Linked DNA regions of Homo sapiens: regions 2 and 3 are each linked to region 1. Evidence: chromatin contacts called from ENCODE Hi-C or POLR2A ChIA-PET data. All regions are on one chromosome and are shown on one strand. Each heading gives the region's core, a stretch centred on a gene start or an enhancer-like site at or near the end of the contact. The rest is flanking DNA. Distances are from core to core; before and after follow the strand shown.

Region 1 (4,105 bases), core at 379-2,878:
GAAAAAAACAAACAACCCCATTAAAAAGTGGGCGAAGGATATGAACACACTTCTCAAAAGAAGACATTTATGCAGCCAAAAAACACATGAAAAAATGCTCATCACTGGCCATCAGAGAAATGCAAATCAAAACCACAATGAGATACCATCTCACACCAGTTAGAATGGCGATCATTAAAAAGTCAGGAAACAACAGGTGCTGGAGAGGATGTGGAGAAATAGGAACACTTTTACACTGTTGGTGGGACTGTCAACTAGTTCAACCATTGTGGAAGTCAGTGTGGCGATTCCTCAGGAATCTGGAACTAGAAATACCATTTGACCCAGCCATCCCATTACTGGGTATATACCCAAAGGATTATAAATCATGCTGTTATAAAGACACATGCACACGTATGTTTATTGCGGCACTATTCACAATAGCAAAGACTTGGAACCAACCCAAATGTCCAAAAACAATAGACTGGATTAAGAAAATGTGGCACATATACACCATGGAATACTATACAGCCATAAAAAATGATGAGTTCATGTCCTTTGTAGGGACATGGATGAAACTGGAAACCATCATTCTCAGCAAACTATGGCAAGGACAAAAAACCAAACACCACATGTTCTCACTCATAGGTGGGAATTGAACAATGAGAACACATGGACACAGGAAGGGGAACATCACACACCGGGGACTGCTGTTGGGTAGGGGGAGGAAGGAGGGATAGCATTAAGAGATATACCTAATGCTAAATGACGAGTTAATGGGTGCAGCACACCAACAAGGCACATGTATACATATGTAACAAACCTGCACGTTGTGCACATGTACCCTAAAACTTCAAGTATAGTAATAATAAAATTAAAAAAAAAAAAGAAAAGGGGTTTTGGAGACCAAGGTTCTTATTATGTTGAGGAAGTCTCATAGGTGGCCACCCTTAGAGGCAATAGATGGCAAATGTTTCCTATTCAGACGTTCAAAAGGTGCTAGACTCTCAGCTAATGTCTTCAGGATCAGCAAAGCACCTGGAAAGGGAAGGGGGTTCTCTACAGAATGTAAATTTGCCCCACAAGGAACAGCATTGCAGGGCCATTTCAAACTACGTCAAAGAAATATATTTCAGGGTAAGCTATTTTTCTTTCAGGGCCTGCTGTCCGTCATTTTGTGATGTTTCTTATTGCTACAAAGAGTCAGTTTTGTCACTCTTAAGATCTGTTTTAATGTTAATGCTGGCTAGTTGTGCCTGAATTCTCAATGGAGAGGAGTACAATGAGGCATATCTGACCCCCCACTTCCTATCATGGCCTAAGCTAGTTTTTCAGGTTTTTTTGGAATCCCCTTGGCTGGGGGGTGGGGGTCTATTTAGTCATTTGGTGGTTTAGAATTTTATTTTTGGCTTACACAAGTTAATTCTTGTTTGACCTCTGGCTAGTTAGTTCTGTTGTGACAGCCCACGATTTTAAAGAAAGCTCTTTCAGCTTATTCCAGCACCTGCAGTGTATACTCAGTAGGTAACTGTAGAATAAATGTGGAAAGAACCTCACTCTGTAGTGTTCCTGGCACTGCACTGAAGAGCCCCTCTCCGCACGCAGCCCGTTGGTGTTCTCGCACACACCTCCCCCTGCTTGCCAGCTTCCCTGTGTTCACAGCTCTGCCCCAGGTAGCCCTGGTCACCAGTGTCAGCCTATGGTCAGGCACAAAAGTCATACTCTTATAGCAAGGCTCAGCTAGGCCCCTCCTGTTTTTAGTGGTTTTCCTTTGTCCCTACCCCAATTAATGATTAATTTCCTTTCTGGTTTTCCACAAACTTCAATTGTCAGTTGCCTAAGTAACAAGCTGTGGGCAAAAGAACAAAGGCCTTTGTGGGAAGTGTTCACTCCCCCCATACCCAATGCAAATATTGGCATTTATCTTTTGCTGGGAACCAGTATCCAAAGTCCTACAGTCTATCGTCCTGGAGGCTTAGCTCCACTCCCACACACTCAGACCACTACTTACAAACTCATTTTAGGGATATGCGGCTTGAGACACAGAGAGGTTATGCAATGTGTAAAAGGTCACACAGCTAGTCAAGGGGCAGGATCTGGCTTCTAAGGACAAGCTTGAGGCTCACCCTGCAGTCTCACAGCTGCTAGCCCATCTCACTGTGTGACTTCATGTAGGTCACCTGGAGTCCAGTCTGTGCTCTCCCCCAAACTGCTCTGCAACATCTTAGAAGAAATAACGTTTAATACTGGCTTAATTTCCATCCTATCCTGCCTACTAATAGGTAAATATCTTCCACAGGCCATTTGTGCATCCTGGCCACAAACTTTTTCTATTGGAGCAAACTCTGAGCAGCTCACCCATTGGTCACCCTCAAGTGTTATGGGGCCAGTCCCACACATGTCACTGCACCTCTCCTGAGAGGTCTCTTTTTTGGGGAACTGTTTGAAATGGAAACCATTCTGTGATAGTAGGAAGGAACAGCATGGAGAGAAGGAACTGGCAATGTAGCACAGTCTGGAAACAGGAAGAGAGAGTCAACCCCAATATACACTCCACACTGGCAAAAGACCAGGAACTGACAAAAAAAAAAAAACTCCAGAAGACTAATCAGTTTTTCAGCATCCCTTCCATTCTGTGCTGAGGCATGTCAACCTAAAAAGAGGAGGCAGAGGCACAACATATTATTGAAAGCCTTTACTTGAGCCAAAGTGAGGACAGTTGCCTGGAAGACTCAGACCCAAGTAACCTTAGACGTGTGCTCTGTTCACCCTTTGTTACAAGCAGCTTTTTAAAGGCAAAGCAGGGGACAAGGATGGGCTGATACAAAGTTGCTTGTCAGGAATTCTGCTTGGTTTACAGAAGTAACATTGATCAGTGATTGGTTATACACTGTTTAGCTGTAAGGTATGAGTTATAGTGTCTGGTGTGGCATAGTTAGGTTAATTTATAGCTACTTGTCCCAATAACAAGCAGTTTCAAGAGATGAATACATAGCTCAAGGGGGAGAGAAGGGCATGAATGCTGTCTTATTTTAATGTTTCTCTGTGCCTGATACTTTAAAAGGACTGGCATTCCTCAGATAAAAGTTTTTTGTTTTTTGTTTTTTCCTTTCTCAGGCATATCACGTGCACTTTCACACACACCAACCACAAGTCCTTTGGTAAGAGTTTACTTCCATAACTTCGTGGTGCTGTTACAGGTAGTTAGAGAGGCATGAGCAGGCAGGAGAGGGCTCTCCTCTGACCAGCTAGGAATGTCAGGTGATGATTCCACAATTATCACACTGTCTCTCTAAAAATGATAATTCGGTAGCCAGGGAGAGACAATCTCCTGATGGTCCACACCTGTTAACATTCAAACTGTTCATTGAATGCAGGCCCCAGGGAGAAGCAACTTCCTGGGCATGCTTGTGAAGAGAAAAAATGAGGGCAGGATGATATCCCAGGTACAATCTACCAAAAAAAGGAAGAAAGCCTCAGACGTGCATGCATGTAACTCCCTAAACACACTGTGTGTGCTCAGTTGCAAAGGGTAAGGAGAGCACTGCCCATGCAGAAAGCCCACCCTAGGGGAAGAGTCATGGGAAAGAGGCAAGCCTATAAAGTCCCAGGATCAAGGTTAAAGGCCCCTTTTTGCTCCCATTTTCTCTCTTGGAACTTCAGGCACCCACTTGCGTCTCTTCCAAGTGAATTTTCCTTTCTTTCCTGTTCTAAAGCCTTTTTCAATAAACTTCCACTCCTACTCGGATACTTGCTTCAGTCTCTTTTTCTGCTTTATACCACCCAGTCAAATTCTTTCTTCTGAGGAGGCAAGGACTGAAGTTGCTACCCCACTGCTAACTCCAGATAACTGGGATCTCTGCCATCACTAACGGTGCTTGCTGGTAATGCTTTGGGGAATTAAAGGAAGACAGATCTGGATCTGTAGCAGCAGACTGTGTGTGTGGCGGGGGAAAGTGCCACATAGCAGAGAAATGTTGATCAAATGTGATTGAGTCTAGGAAGAATAAGAGGTCTGCAGGACTTAGTGACCCTGAGAACCTAAATCCCTGGAATTCAGAGAAATTCTGGGAAAGGCTCTGGATGTCTCTGTAATATGGGATGGGTGGTCACATTTATTTTATTT
Region 2 (4,357 bases), core at 260-2,759, 330 kb before region 1:
AATGAAGAAAATGACTTTAGACTGATAGAAAATGTGCAGAGGCATAAGACAATAACATGTGTTCAAGAAATTACAAGCAATTTAGTATATTTGCAGAATAAAATTCTCTTTACTGGAAAATCATGTCAGTCCAGAGAGGGTGAGACCCTAGCAGGCCTTGGTGCCATAATCAGGAGCTTCATCTTATAACAACTGAAAGCCACTGAAGTGCTTAATCAAGCAACATATCCAGGTTTGTGCTTCAGATAGATTCTCCTGGTGGTTGTGTAAAAAAATCACTTTAGGGTAGGAGAGACTGGCTGGTGGTAGGGAGGGTGGTTGGTTGCTGTGACTATCACGTAGGTTAGAAAAAGAGGGCCAGAGCAACAGATGTGCTAGAGCAGAGGGGTGCAAAATTTGTTTTGTAGGAAACAGTAAAAGTAGTGATTGACTGGAGGTGAAGGAGACAGTCTAGGCTGACTCCCAGGAATTTGGCTTGGACAACCAGGGGAATGATGTGCTGTGGAGAGAGACTGCAGCATAATCTAAAAGCTCCTTGGTCATATTGAAGTTTCATTCTTTTTCTATTAATATTGCATTTTATGCCCCATGATTTAATTTTCCAAATCTTTTCCCAAAACAATTTCTAGAAACTTTGAGACTCATATTGGCTTTCTTTCTCCCAGAATATCACTTTGTGTCTTAACTAAAAACAAAAAATTGCCTTTGACAATTTCTTGCCTTTATTCTTGAGTCAAGGTGGAAAGTTGACCTATGTAATCTCTGTGACCAGTGCCATATAATCTATGATTCCCGTGTGCACACCATCAGCTTTCAGTGCACATCAGCTTCATCCCAAATTCTCGCTTGTCGTGTTTAATGAAATCTCCAAAGCCGACATGAACTTGAGATAAGATTTAAAAACAGCCCCCACCCAGGCTAGGCGCGGTGGCTCATGCTTGTAATCTCAGCACTTTGGGAGGCCAAGGTGCGCGGATCACGAGGTCAGGAGATCGAGACAATTCTGGCTAACATGGTGAAACCCCATCTCTACTAAAAATACAAAAAATTAGCTGGCGTGGTGGCAGGCACCTGTAGTCCCAGCTACTCAGGAGGCTGGGGTAGGAGAATGGCTTGAACCCAGGAGGCAGAGCTTGCAGTGAGCCCAGATTGTGCCACTGCACTCTGGACTGGGCGACGGAGTGAGACTCCATCTCAAAAAAAAAAAAAAGAAACCCACAGCCCCCACCCAAATGTTAGTTCTAAACTTGCAGAAAGAGGAACCTCAAGATAAATATATCATTTATGTTTATGCAAAAGTATGTTGGGTCATCGGACTTCCCAGAGCCATGGAAAAATAACACCTCAAGTATTTACATAAGCTGAGGGGACAAGGGGAAAGCCTCAAACCAGTTGGCTTCTATTTTCTGGTTTAATAATGAGGTTTTTCATTACAAAAGGAAGGAAGTTCATCTGCATAGGGCCTTCCTTCTCTGAGAACACATCTATTCTATTATCTCTTAAAAAAGCCAAAGTCATCCCCTGGCAGTTGCCCAGGGACTGCAGAAAAGAGAACAGAGTTACATGCAAAACTGGCTACATGATTTGTGGGGCTGAGCGCAAAAAGAAAATGCAAGGCCCTTGTTCAAAAAGCAAGAAAAAAGGTGCCATTAAAGGCACTTTTTCCTTTATTCCATGGTCTCTCCCTTAACTTGTCATGAGATGCTTTTTATTTGCTATTTAATGTCATTCTAAAAGAAGAAAAAAAATGACATTTTAAATTATCAGTGTGAATTTTTACTGTTCATCTTTATATTTTGCACTATAAAAGCATTTAAGTAGTATGCAGGATTATTAAAATTAGACAATACTTACTTCGTAGCTTATACACGCAGGCATTTTGTTCTTATCGGAACAGTGGAAATGCTACATAATTCAAAAAAATACACAATTCTTTTTATTTTATTTCTTGATATGTGCACATTCTAACAACACTTTCTACCTTTGGTTTATTGATGAGAATGGAAGGAGTGAAAGGTAAAACAACTCCAGGTTGCCCTATCTTTCCCTTTCATTCTTTGAATGGAATGGGATGAATCCTTTCAATGAAAGTGATTAGCTAATATAGGGACGTAACATAAGAAAGATACAATAGATAGAGTTCCTTGGCTGTTTGTTTCTTAGAAACACCACTGCCTTCTTTCTATATGAGAAGCAAGATCTGGATCAAATGGAAAGTGATGTCTTCTTAGGGTTGTCGGTCATTGATGTCATACACTTACCTTGTACTTGCTTTGCATCTCACTGAAGTCCCACTCATTGTGGGTACACTAGAAATACTGGGATCATGTGATATTGCAAATGTGGACATGCATATTGCAAGTATCTCCTCAGCTCATGCACAGACTCTTATCCAATTAGACTTCATGTACCAAACACAAGTTCGAAGATAGAACTATTACAAGTTTCAAGATGGCAACAACAAAGCATTAAACCAAGCTCAGGGCCCTTCTGAGTGCTGGGCCCTGTGTGACCACACCGGACATATCCAAGGAAGCCACCTGTGGTTGGATATTTTCATCAAGTCACAAGAGGCTGGTAGGAGGGCTCTCCAATAGGGAATTGATCTTCTAGAATTAAACAGGCCCCAAACAAGTTCTTACTCTCTTTTAATAAATTATTTGCAACTATTTCAACCTGTCATTGGAATTTCTGACCATGACTGTGCTGGGCTTAGGAGGCTACTGAGCCTGAAAGCCCTGGACTAAGAACAGCCTTGATGAAATAGTAATTGTGTGACTGGAAAGAAGAACTAAGGCAAGAGTTCAGGGTGGTAGGCTGATACACTTTATAACTGCTATTTATGCAGCTTCTGCTATGTGCTTGTAATATACTTTACAAACATCTCATTTAATCCTGACGACAACTATAAGGCAAGTATAACCAACACCTGCTTTATAAACGAAAAAACTGGGGTCAGAATTTTGCAAAAATTTTCCCAGTCACACAGACAGTGACAGAGCTAAGATTCAGTTTCACGTCTGTCCAATTCCAAAACCTATACTCGTATTTATTATTTATGTATTTATTTTTGAGACGGGGTCTCACTCTGTCACCCAGGCTGGAGTGCAGTGGCACAATATCGGCTCACTGCAACTTCCACTTCCTGAGCTCAAGAGATCCTCCCAGCTCAGCCTCCCAAGTAGCTGGAACTACAGGCACATGCCACCACACCTGGCTAATTTTTTATTTTTTTACTTTTTGTAGGGATGGGTTTTTGCCATATTGCCCAGGCTGATCTTGAACTCCTGGGCTCAGGCAATCCACCCACCTCAACCTCCCAAAGTGCTAGGATTACAGGCATGGGCCAACATGCCCAGCCCAAAACCTATGTTCTTTCCATATAACAAGCTTTCTCCATTGCCAAGGATCAGCGTCTGAATAAACAAGGCCAATGCTGTATTGAGACAGCTGAGTGGGAGAAGAGCCACAAAGAAGAGAAGAGTCTTTGTGCAGAGATTTTAGATGAGAGTCACCTTGGCAGGCCCAGCATGTATCCTAAGATGGGAGGAGATTTGCTTAACAAATCTAATGATACCTCCCTGTTTCAATTATTCTTTTTCCTAAATATTAGCAGGTAGCTATTAAAAAGGAAGAAAAAAGTCAATACAAACAAAATAACAGGAAGTATCCACGGGTTGATTTAGGTGTGGGAATGGGCACATACTGGAGAACTAGCAAAGAGTTTGAAGGCTGCAGAGCTTTTGTTCCTAGAACCCTGTTCAAGTAAGCAAAGCCACAGCACACAAAAAGAGGATGGCCAGCATTCAGGGACAAAGTCAAGGGGCCAATTTAATCTGACCAAATATTCCTTTTGAATATAGTTGCAAAATTAGCAGCAAGAATGCAATGTAACCCAAAAGCATGAGTGGCATGCCCAGGAAGTCTGAGCAGCTGCTTATGGTGGACATCGAGACATTTTCTTTCCTCATCTCTAGCTGTTGCCCTTATTTAACACACTCAGGTTGGTATAGGTAGTACACTCAGAAAATTGTGAAATATTCCAGTAGATTCTTTTTTCTTCTTCCCCTTTTTGAGATAGGATTTCCCTCTGTTGCTCAGGCTGGAGTACTGTGGTACAATCTCAGCTCCCTGCAGCCTCAACCTCCCAGGCTCAAGCAATCCTTCTGCCTCAGCTTCCCAATTAGCTGGGACTACAGGCAGGCACCTCCATGCCTGGCTAGTTTTTGTATCTTTTGTAGAGACAGGGTCTCACTATATCGCCCAGGCTCATCTCAAATTCCTGGGCTCAGACGATCCTCCTGCCTATACCTCCCAAAGTGCTGGGATTACAGGCATGAGCCACTGTGCCTGCCCT
Region 3 (4,089 bases), core at 576-3,075, 360 kb before region 1:
CTAAGTACTTGACCAGAGTCACCCAACTAGCAAGAGGTGAAGTCAAGATTTCATCCAGATGTGTGGGATTCTGCAGATCAGGTTCTTGACTGCCATTTTATACCCTTGCTCCTCCTGGGACAAATGAAGGCAGCTGAAAGATGACAGCACGGTCACACGGCAAGGAGACAAAGGACCCATGTGCCGCCTTGACAGCTCTATGTCTTTATGGTTCCTTGTGTCTATGTCTACTCTGGCCCTTACCACATTGACTTTTTTAAAGTCTTTAAGAGAGATGCACTTTATTCACCTTTTTATTCTTCTAAGGCCATGGACATTGTCTAAAATATAGTTGATGTTCAATACAAACCCTAGTTAGAAAATAAATTATTACAGATATATAGAAAAACATTATATTAGAAAAATACAGACCACTCTTAATCCATCCTATGTCTATTATCTATTCACAGATATCTTGATGTGATGGTGATGGTCACGATAACTGCCTTCCATCTTAGTGCATGCTCATCTCTCAGTCCTAGAATGATATTCTTTCAGCTTGGATGTTACTTCCTCAGGGAAGCCTCTTATGCATCCCCAGAACTGGGTCAGATTTCCCTCTTAGTGGACTCTCAGAAATTACATACAATTCACTTCTATGTAATTTCCTGTTGACTTGCTGTCTTCTCCACCAGAATGAAAGCTTTCCAAGTCTTGATTAACACTGTACTTCCAGCACCTGGCACCATACCTGAAGCACCATGGTGTTTCTTTTTTTTTGCCATTAACATTTTATATATATATATATATATATATATATATATATATATATATATACACATACATATACACAAGATAATAGCATAAAAAAGTTTTAAAGAGTTATACATACCAAAATATTATACGTACCAAAAAACGTCACTACGGATTTTTCCATTTTTTTCTTAATTTTTTTTTTAAGTTCTGGGATACATGAGCAGAGTGTGCAGGTTTGTTATGGGTAGGGAGAGCATTAGGTGTTTCTCAAAACACCAAACAGCATGTTGCCCAGTGTGAAAGAATCCAAATGGCAAAAATCAAAATTTAATAGAATTATTTAAATACCCACTCTGACTTCCTGACGTGAATCGCTTCTCAAGGCTAAAGCCATCATATTTTCAGAACTCTCTAGCCTCTTGTCTTTCAAGGAAATCACAACTTCTTCTCTCTGCCACCAGATACCAGGCATATGTATTTCAATCAATATATATTTGCCAAGACATTCCTGTAGCAAATTTTGGATTCTAGGACATTAAGTAAAAATGTTATGGCCTATTATCTAGGAAGAGCATGATGGGGCTATAATTTACTCCTCAGCTTGCCTTCTACTCAGATCAAAAGTTGTGGTTTCCCCCTGGACTGATGAGTCAGGATATTTTCATATATATCAGACAAGGTGAGAGTTGTCTTGTGATTGAGATGTTTCATCAGGTCTACAGACGGCCTGCTGGAGGTGTTCCAGTAGAGGTATCAGCGGTCAGAGGAGGCCTTTTCTGTGTTGAATGAGAAATTCTTCATCTCTGGGGATATTCAGGGACATCCTTAGATTATGTGGATTTCAATAGGCCTGCAATCTCACCTCATCTCTAGTAGCAGAGAGAATAGGTTGTGATTTCCTTGAAAGACAGAGCCTAGAGAGTTCTGAAACTAGAGTAGCTTTAGCCTTGAGAAGTGATTCACCCCAGGATGTCACAGCAGTACTTAATTCTATTAAATTTTGATTTTTGTGGTCTGGATTCTCTCACACTGGTCCACATTGCTGTTTGGTGTTTTCAGAAAGATTCCTCTACTTCCCCCTTTCACTTCATTATCTCAATCAGCTTTATGCAGAGAAGAAGCTTACTGAGCTCACTGCTGGTGCTGGTGTAGGCAAGTGCTGCTTTGGCAATCTGGGCTGACCTGGCTTGTCTCCTCAGAACTCCTTCTCCAATCCTGGAGCAGGCTTCCATGCTGCTGTGGGCGTCCTTGCTGGCCTTTGGTAAGTGATGGGGAGGAGACCTTTGCTTGCTGCAAAGCTGAGCCTCACCATGAGCAAAAGCCCTCTTTTCTGCTGCTGCAATCATGGATTTTTACTCCCATTTTAGAACAGCAGAAAATGAACAAAAAGGAAAGATAATGATTTACTGGTAGAAGGGGAAAATGATAATAATTGATTTCCAAAGATGTATTTCTCATCTATTTTTGCTATGAATTGCCTATGGAAAATCATTTTACCCCCAAATGGACTTATTTTGTTTATGCAAAAAGAAACCTATGGCTAGGTTCAGTCCCTACGTCACAGAGCATGAGGACCCAGAGGAAAAGATGGACTGAGTTATTTGTGAAGGATAAAGTCCTGATTGTGAACTCAGGTAGAAAGGATCACCTGCTGAGAATAGTTATTTCCTTCTCTGTATTCTAAGTTCAAACCTGTTCTGATGTTTGCAAAGAGCATGAGAAGAGAAGAGATAAGATGATTTCCCTTTGATTTTTTTCTTCCTGCTTTTGTACCACTTGTCAGTGTTTGTCCAAATGAGGCACGGATTTCCTAGTTGCTCAAACTAGGGAATTAAAGAACAGTCAGTCTTTTGTTCATTAAATATTTATTAAGCGTATTTGTCTAGTTCCCACCTGATCCCCAGACCCCAACTAAGGGAAGACCTATTAGTGTGATTGGCACATGATAGGAACTAAGGAGTGAGTGGATGGGTATACTTGGCATGCCACACTGCTGGGCACCACAGAGGATGCAGAGACCTGAAGGACACAGATTCTGCCCTCAAGAGGTGACATTCTCAATAGAACCTCAACGTACACATGCAAGAACATCTGACTCGACAATATGAGAAAAATATTACACAAATAGTTACAGGATAATGTGTGAGGATGTCAGTTAATTTGTGCTAAGCCCTGGCTACATCCCACTTTTCTAAGGGCACCCCATGTATAAATGTATCCAATTCTCTAACATTTGATCAGGTGGAACTTTTATAACTCCCATTTACAAATGAGGAAATGAAGGCACAAAGATGTTGGTCTTGTCCCTGAGGTTTATGCAGCTAGTACAGTGGCAGAGTCAGGATTCGAACCCATAATCTAACTTTGGAAACTAGGCTTTTAACTACTACCCTCTACTGTCTGTCTCATTTTGAGTTCCAAATTAGCTATGATAATAAGTGTTCTGAGTCAAGAGAAGAGGAATCAGCAGCAGCCCCATACTAAAAAATTAATGACAGCAGCCATTAATTGAAACCTTACTGATCTAACTCATTACAGTATTACTATGAGGTCGCTTTCATGAGCCTCATTTTTCAAATGAGAAAACTGAGACTTGAAAGTTCATGTGGTTTGCCCTGGGTCATACAGCTAAAATTCAAACCAGACTGTCTGAGTCCACAGCCTGAGCGTCTGGCCACTGTGTTTCCCCGCTTCCCTGGGATGGATGGAATGGAACGTGTTTCTCTTCCTCTTGGTTGGAAGTAGCATATGAGTGTATGGGCTCTCAGGGTGAATAGTTCGGGACTCTTCGCCTACGCTGATGGCTGGCTCTTTACTCTCTTTCAGCTCCAGTCTGTGGACAATCTGGTAAGTCCTTATTTTCTTTGCTCCTTTATGTCTCTAGATACCCTAATAACTATATTTTATCTCAAATACTTACAAGAGTCCCTGTTGTCCATTTCATCCTTTTCCTGAGTGCTGCAGGGATGTAGAGACATCAGCTCGTGTGGTGACTCTGACCCTAAGAACCAGGCTATTTGGGGGTGACTCTCTTAAACCAAAACTGCCATTGTGCTGGCTAAACATGGCAGGGCCTGGGATATGTGTCACAGCGTCCACAGGAAGAGGAGCTGTCACCCCGCCTGATGTGGGATTCTAGCCAAGCCTGATGGAATGCATAGCATCCCAAGAGGAAAAGGGTAGAAATAAGCCAATACTTCAGAGGGGGAGGCTGGGGCTCCAGCAGCTTTTCCACTAACCATGTGTAACAAATTTATCCCCAACTTCTGCATCCCATGGAGACACACTTCTCTGTTAATAGCTCAAATTATGATGACTCTGAGTCTCCATCTATCCTACTGGTCAGCAAAAAGT

Evidence for each region. Hi-C counts contacts between places; a loop is a spot of excess contacts on that map. ChIA-PET counts read pairs that join two places held with the same protein, here RNA polymerase II (POLR2A). Pooled maps may share reads with other maps.
Region 2: a map with no recorded cell type shows a loop between it and region 1 (2.2-fold over the local background). The contact joins two enhancer-like sites. A Hi-C loop is called at or near these places in 1 of 37 single-sample maps with no recorded cell type and 3 of 50 pooled maps. POLR2A ChIA-PET finds 5 or more read pairs at or near these places in 1 of 52 experiments (MCF 10A).
Region 3: a pooled map shows a loop between it and region 1 (3-fold over the local background). The contact joins the promoter of FCRL4 here to the enhancer-like site in region 1. A Hi-C loop is called at or near these places in 2 of 37 single-sample maps with no recorded cell type and 4 of 50 pooled maps. POLR2A ChIA-PET finds 5 or more read pairs at or near these places in 1 of 52 experiments (H1).

What each region holds. Positions count from the first base shown.
Region 1 is chr1:157,238,519-157,242,623 of GRCh38, reverse strand. The region is part of intron 2 of LOC105371456 (a long non-coding RNA gene); the gene reads left to right. Among named protein-coding and RNA genes, the nearest start is that of LINC02772, 35 kb to the left of the region's middle. Within about 2 kb of position 1,628, at least 6 of the 41 ENCODE cell types and tissues checked have a DNase peak (open chromatin) inside an H3K27ac peak, as active enhancers do.
Region 2 is chr1:157,563,748-157,568,104 of GRCh38, reverse strand. No RefSeq gene overlaps it. Among named protein-coding and RNA genes, the nearest start is that of FCRL5, 13 kb to the right of the region's middle. Within about 2 kb of position 1,509, at least 3 of the 41 ENCODE cell types and tissues checked have a DNase peak (open chromatin) inside an H3K27ac peak, as active enhancers do.
Region 3 is chr1:157,595,821-157,599,909 of GRCh38, reverse strand. FCRL4 (Fc receptor like 4) reads left to right here and starts at 1,825. Exons shown (of 12, transcript NM_031282.3): 1 at 1,825-1,996; 2 at 3,562-3,582. The coding sequence starts at 1,966.